Linked DNA regions of Homo sapiens: region 2 is linked to region 1. A link is a contact called in ENCODE Hi-C or POLR2A ChIA-PET data. All regions are on one chromosome and are shown on one strand. The core of a region is the stretch at or near the end of the contact, and the rest is flanking DNA. Distances in the headings are between cores, read along the strand shown.

The links. A loop is a pair of places that touch in the nucleus more often than their neighbours do. ChIA-PET counts read pairs that join two places held with the same protein, here RNA polymerase II (POLR2A). Pooled maps may share reads with other maps.
Region 2: a pooled map shows a loop between it and region 1 (1.8-fold over the local background). The contact joins two enhancer-like sites. A Hi-C loop is called at or near these places in 9 of 168 maps with a recorded cell type or tissue (PC-9, dorsolateral prefrontal cortex, heart left ventricle and 4 more) and 4 of 50 pooled maps. POLR2A ChIA-PET finds 5 or more read pairs at or near these places in 5 of 52 experiments (Caco-2, HEK293, OCI-LY7 and 2 more).

Annotation. Positions count from the first base shown.
Region 1 is chr2:235,665,119-235,668,612 of GRCh38, forward strand. The region is part of intron 1 of AGAP1 (ArfGAP with GTPase domain, ankyrin repeat and PH domain 1); the gene reads left to right. Among named protein-coding and RNA genes, the nearest start is that of TNRC17, 150 kb to the left of the region's middle. Within about 2 kb of position 1,538, at least 6 of the 41 ENCODE cell types and tissues checked have a DNase peak (open chromatin) inside an H3K27ac peak, as active enhancers do; they include dorsolateral prefrontal cortex, where a contact is called at or near this core.
Region 2 is chr2:235,723,438-235,726,931 of GRCh38, forward strand. All of the region lies in intron 3 of AGAP1 (ArfGAP with GTPase domain, ankyrin repeat and PH domain 1), which reads left to right. Among named protein-coding and RNA genes, the nearest start is that of TNRC17, 210 kb to the left of the region's middle. RefSeq lists enhancers at 142-709, 710-1,277. Within about 2 kb of position 1,699, at least 12 of the 41 ENCODE cell types and tissues checked have a DNase peak (open chromatin) inside an H3K27ac peak, as active enhancers do; they include dorsolateral prefrontal cortex, where a contact is called at or near this core.

The DNA of each region.
Region 1 (3,494 bases), core at 288-2,787:
AGGCAGGAGGATCACTTGAGCCCAGGAGTTCAAGGCTGTAGTGAGCTATGATCTTGCCACTGCACTCTAGCCTGTCTGTGTGGTGGTGTGTTCATACACAATAGACATCGCCAGTGTTCTGTTGGCAGGAATTGCTATCGTTGGTCCTTAAGGAAAAACACAGGAAGGATGCAGGTGCTCAGAGGACCTTCTGGGGTCTTTTTTCCTGCCAGATCAATGTTCCTGCCCTACAGACAGACCATACTTGTCCTTCCTCCACTAGCAGATAAGGGTCAAGTCCTCATCTCTTTTACAGTTCCACGTTTAACCTTCAGCTTTTAAAACGAGAGAAATAGGGTCCCCAGTGAGTTCAGCTGGAGTGTCCCAGGCAAAGGGATGCGTGCAGAATTTTCAGTTCCTAGAAGCTGAGCATCATGGCAAATCTTAGCTTAGAAACCATTCTACCATGACATTCTCAGATGAGAATTTGAGTCTTATGCTAAAAATATAAAAGTATTAATAAGACGTTACTGTCTTGGTAATTGCTTCTTCTTACATGTATCTGTCAGTCAACTGGCTACCAGAAAATAGCCTTTGATGTACCCACGGAGGGGCTCTTGGTGGGCTCCCGGGGTGGGCATGCTCAGGCCTGGGCAGTACCAGTGGTTGGCCAGTTTCTACCATCAGCAGACGCGGTTCTGCTAAGATACTGCAAACGTGATTACTGGCTGTCAGGTTCTGTTATTTGGAAAGCCAGCCTGTGTAGCAGATGGCTCTGCTGACTGGCTACCAGAAGTTTCCTTTAAATAAGGCTTATCAGCTCTAGCAACACTTGGAAATACTATTCTCCAGGAGAATGTTTGATTTATAGGTAGCTAGAAATGACCCGGGACAGAGGAGTCGTGAGACGGTGGCCAAAGCATCTCATAAACTTGGAACTAAGGGAGCGAAGCCAGCTGCTGAGGGTGATGAATGGGGGTTAGCTAGGGCTGGCACCTTTCCTGAACTCTCCTCTGCAGTCTTCCTCTCTCGCGCAGCATTAGTCCCTGCAGCACGGAGGCATTACCCGGCTGCTGTTTGGTTTTGAGGTAGCAGTGAAATCAACTACATGCTTTAAAAAAAAAAAAATGGTGATATGCTCCATGGCATGAAAAAATTCAAGAAATGGCAGTCTAGTGTTTAAAAAGCCACAGGAAAATAAAGCATAATGCCACCTGAACATATATAGTATTGTGATTTTTTTTTCCTCTTCAAAAAAGGCTGGTCTGGCTTTGTAGAAGGGGATTTAGATTTTGGAGTGACATGTCGGGAGCATGTGTCTTCTTTGCATCGGGAGAGCCCATCTCTCTAAGGCAGTGGGGAAAGGCAATTCTCTGTGACCAGGTTTTTCAGCACCCACAGTTGCACTTGACATGGCATCATTATGACTGGTGTGGAAAATAAGTGCTTCCTTCTGAGGTGGAAATGCTGAAAGATCACAAACACACTGGCTATGGCTGGAAGAGGTTCCCTGGAAGAGTCAGTGTCATCTAAGGTGGATGGAATGGATTCTTCTACTCCGCAGCCCGCATCTCATATGGCAAAGTGCAAAACCTGGGATGGATTCTCAACAAAGGTACAGTAATTGGGAGACACAAACAGTCCAGTGTTTTAGCCCTGAAGGAATACTACCTTATTTTTTACTTTGGGCTCTATGAATGCTTCAGATAACAAGCCAGATAGATTTACATACCTTAATTATGGACAAGCTACTTTCATATTAAAGTTCATCTCAGTATGTGAACATTGCCCTGGTCTCAAACAGTGAGAATTGACCTCCCCCTCCCACACCTGGCTAAGTTAGGAGCCCAGGGTTCTGGTCCCACCCTTGACAGTAGCAGAGATCTCTATCTTTCCACGTTGCTGTTTGTTTCTCAGCTTACAGACCTGGGTGACCTTTAAGTCTGTACAGCTGCAGTGATAAAATTTTAGACTTTTGCCATATTTTAGTGGTGTTCATCATTAAAGAGGCGGGATGGCCCTGTAGCTGTCTCTGGGATTATCGCGAAGCTTTTCTCTCCCTCGCTGTCTTTCTGTGGTAAAATCACGTAGCCTTAGCATTTTTCGGGAGTTGGGTCAATTCTTTGAGGACAGAACCCCTGCGTTGTCACTGTGTAGCATTGCAGTAGGTACTCAATATATATTCGATGAATAAATGAACCAATAGAAAACCGAGTAAGTCTGTGAAAGTTTGCTAAAAATGCTACCTGGAAATGTCAAGGTAACATTTACATTTGATTTGTGTGGAGTTCAGTAATATTCACATGTTTACTTTGGTCTTTGTTATCAACAAAGCAGAATGCTGATGCTTACTAAGACAAAAAAAAAATGAGCACAGGCAGTGTGACCCCCAAACCCCAGATTTCACCCTTACTGAGGAGCTGTGTAGCCCTGGGGAGGTGCCCTCTGTCTCCGAGCCTCTGCATCTCCCTAACCAGATGGGCGCTAGGCTGTCATTCTGAACCATTCTGACAGATGAATCCCGCCTGGCTGCTACTCTAGAAGTTGGGGGTTCTTGGTTCTTATCAAAGAGGGCTTCTTTAGCCTGGCGTGGTGGCTCACGCCTGTAATCCCAGCACTCTGGGAGGCTGAGGTGGGCAGATCATGAGGTCAGGAGTTCGAGACCAGCATGACCAACATGGTGAAACCCCATCTCTACTAAAAATACAAAAATTAGCCGGGACTGGTGGCGCGCACCTGTAATCCCAGCTACTCAGGAGGCTGAGACAGGAGAATCACTTGAACCCAGGAGGTGGAGGTTGCAGGAGCCGAGATCGTGCCATTGAGCTCCCGACTGGGCAAGAGCGAGTGAGCCTCTGTCTCAAAAAAAAAAAAAAAAAAAAAAAAAGTCTTCTTTATTGAAACTCAAAAGGTAAAATGATTCTGTCTTGGAGACCCCTCCTTACAATGAGGATGTAATCAGAGGTACCACATCCAGAGCCCTTAGAGTTTGAGTAGCAGGTAGGCTGAGGTATGACCCTGTGATGGTGAAAATCATGTTAAGGTCGAGGCCACAGAGGGTGCTCAGGTGTATTTTAAAGTATCCTTTCAAGATAAATAAAGTGAATCACCTAGCAGTCACTCTGACTTATTTCATTAAATCTGAATATTAAATTTAATGCTGTCATAAAATCTAGATTTCCTAGGCTATAACTTCTATAACTTCCTTCAAAAGAGAGCTTGCCCAATTCAGTTTTATGCCACTTCCAGTGTCGTGAACACAATAGGTACCCCCACAATAAGATTAAAGTAGGGAAAGCTGGCACCTGACAATCCCTGCCTGCAAATAGCAAATCCCAAAGTAATGCTTCCACCTGGCCTGGCCGCCAGCACCTTGCCCAGAAACAGCCTGTAGCAAGCTGTGGCATTTCTAGGCCTGGAGAAGGTCGTGTAAGCATGTGGTGTGATTAGGGGACATTGTATTTTTCCTTCTGAAACTTTTCATCAAGGAAACTCTGAAACAATACATCTGTGTT
Region 2 (3,494 bases), core at 449-2,948, 58 kb after region 1:
CCTGCCCAAGACACTTCACCCCCTGCAGGTGGGGAGAGTGTGGCGTCCTCCTGAGATCTTTTCAGGTTGCAGAACTGAGTCATTGCTCTGAGACCCGTTCCCCAGGACAACTCTCTCTGTGTCACCCATGGCATCACAGGCACCCTGGGCCATGGGCCCTCCCGAGCTGTGCAGGTTAGCTTGTGTGCCAGAAGGACCTGAGGACCAGAAAAGCTGAAAGCCAGCACCACGCTGAGATCGTGGCACACCTGAGGAGGGCAGAAAGGTGGCCCCACAAGCTTCCCAAGATGAAACTAAACTGTATATGGATTGAGTGGGAGCTTTTATCGTTGGTTGGTTGGTTGGTTGGTTGGTTGGTTGGTTGGTCGATCGACAGAGACTTAAGAATGTTCATAGACCAACTCCAAGCTGCAAAATGAAAGTACCGAGAGGAAGGTGGGCCATCTGAGAGCCGCCTTTATCCCAGATCTGGAAGAAACCCACATCTAGGTGTGAAAGTGGCAAAAGGAGGGCCGGGGCCTGCCTGCCACTGAGGCCCAGCGGCTGCCTGCGAGGGTCAGTGGTGTCGTAGCCTGCTGCCGCCACACAGAGGGATTTGCAGGGAAGGGCCTTAGCCAGGCATGATGTGGGAGCGTTGGCCCTGGCATTCCCGGGTCTTCATGAGCTTAATTCAGCAGGGGCTCCTTCCTTCAGTGATGGAATCTGGAGTTTCTGACTGATTCTTAACCAACTCAAAATTTTAGGCAGAAAGCTAGCTCCAAGGCTGAGGCAGCCCTGAATGTGCCTAGGCCAACAGCCAGCGAGCTCCTGGCCGGGAGCCTGGTAATGGGGATGGCTGGTAAAGGCTGTGCCGGCCCTGCCTCCCTCCCAGAAGGGCGACCCTCCAGCCCCATGTCCAGGCTCTCCCATCTTCCCAGCTCGGGCCACACATAGGCAGCAGCTGCCCCCATGCTCTGTCCCAGAGACGGAACACACTGGTCACTGGGAGATTAGCCTCCCTCATTCATTTTCCCGATAGAATATGATAGCTGAGGTAGCTGGAAGAGTATGGTCAAGGAGCTCAAGGCAGCTCTTTCACTCAGGAGCCTGCCAGCGTAGGGCAGGGGAAGTCAGTGCCCTCCCAGATGGAAAAGGTACCTGCGGTGGTGGGGGGAGGGGGAGTTCCCTATGTAAAGAAGAGTCCAAAACAGATAAGGGAGACTGAAGAAACCTGAACATCCAGTGCTCATGAGGAAAAGCTTTAAGAGAAAATACCAGGTGCTAAGAGTAATTATAACTACCAGGTAAGGACCAGTGAGAAACAGTGGGTGAGATTAGGCTCGACAGTTCCCTAACTCAGGAAAGTCGAGTTTCTGAGCATAAGTCATAGGAAATTCTCAAACATACTTTTGCTTTGTGCCTGGGAAGCAGGAAAGTACACCAGACCCACCTCATTTCTTACATCTCTCCAAGAGAAGCCTTTCGCTTGTCTGTTTGGTTTATTTGGTTCACATCAGAGTTTGCTAAAGGCTTGGAGGTTCTGTAGGAAGGAATGAGCCGCTTCACCTCCTGGAGAAAGGACGTCTCGTTTCCAGCATGTCGGGGGTCAGGCTGTGCTGCACTGAGGCTGAAGGGTTCTGGGATTTTCCACTGTGTGTTTGGTTTCTGTTGCTTGTTCCAAGCTGCTGACGCGGTGTGCTGGATGAGAGTTCTACTGGCCACTGGCTTCTGGCCTCCAGGGCCAGCTGGCTGTACAGCCACCTGCAAGTCTTTGTTCCCGGGGTTAGCCTTGCCACCCTCCTTCAGGACTGCCTAGAATTGTTTCCTGTCATCGGGGTAGTAAATGTGTTCTCAGGAGCACGTGTATCTTAAATATGTTTTAACGAATGTTTACTTAGTTTCTTAGAAACAAAACGTGGTAAACACCCAGTCTTATTTTCTGGGACACATGAAGTGTGTTTAAGCTGTCAGCTCCAAAAACCCTTTCCAAGTCAAATAACTTAAAAAAAAAGGTTGTCAGCTACCACTGCATCCCAGATGTTAGAGTTTATTTCTAAAGCTGTTCTTGGGTGCTGTTTAATGTTCCAGTGGAAAAAAAAAAAAAACACCTGTAATACTCCAGTAACATTTGACTAGTCGTGAAATCTAGCCATTTAGATTTTTCAACCTCAATTTGACCGTTAGTTGCAACCAAGTGATTATAAACACATGATAATTTTTTAATGAGAATTATCTGTAAACGTTGAGATGATGAGCCTGCTGCTATGTTGGTTTAATAGATAAAGCAGAAGTCAGTTCAGCCATCTTCACTGATGATTTTCAGAATTAACCTGATCACTCACCATGGAAATACCATTCCCCTTTGTTCTTGTCTTCCTATGTGTGTGACAGTCCCTAACTTGACCCCTGGCATGGAAGCCATCAGTGAGGATCAGGTGATATTGTCTAAAAATAGGTAAAGGATGCTAACATTATTATTAGATGTTCAAAAAAATAATAAAAGGGAAGCATGTTCTGTTTCATTTTGAGCAAGAAAAAAAGCCGTAAAATCAGAATAAGGAGATAGTCATGTTTTTGGCATTGATGAAATTGGCAGGACAAAGTGTGTTTTTGAGTTGGCTGTATGGAACTCAGAATGTATTGTCCCATATTGTTATAATTAATTTGACAAGAAATCCAGGGCTTACCAAAAGCCATACTGGGCCTGCATTGGAGCCTGTGTTCCAGAGAAAATACCTTTCTGAATAAGTAACTGTGATGCAGGGCTGGGACTTACACCCGGTCTGGGAGCGCCCTAAAGAGGACAAGCCCGCTGGCTTCTGTGGGGAGTCACTGTCTCCTGAGGGCAGCGCACAGAGGCTCATGTGTGTCCCTTCACTCACAGAGCCCAACAACAGCACAGCACATGCTGTTGACACAACTGTTGCTTTCCTAAGAAACCTCACGGCATCAGATATTTTAACAAAACCGTTCTTTAAGAGGAAAATGGAGACTAGAGCCTAGAAAGTTTCACGTATGTAATTACAAATCATTTTTCCTAGAGAAATTTTACCCCAAAAGTGTTCTGAGGCTGTGGGTGCATTTACCTGTTTATTGCGGATTAACAGAGCCATTGAATCTATCCCAATGGAACCACCATCACACACTTTCACCTGTGTTCACTGCTCCTCCCGTCTGCCCATGTCTTTGGCCTTGATCACGCCATCTCTCTGGAAGCCCAGCTCCAGGTCCAGGAAACCAGATTATAGCAGACCACTGTGCCCCTGGCCAGGGAACCGCCTGCTCTGGTCTGGAAGCCCCGGGGCCATGCTCGCTGTGTTAGTCAATGCTCTTTTGGTTGCATGAGATAGTTGACCAACTTAGGTTAGCTAAAATAGAAAGGCAGGGAGGGGGTGGGCCAGTGGTGAATTATTAACTTCTTAACTTGCATCTCTGGAGCTGCCAAGGGGATGGATTTAGTTTTAGAAAGACCCTAATCTCCTGATGCACTGAAGTTCTTGAGGAGCCCTCTCCCC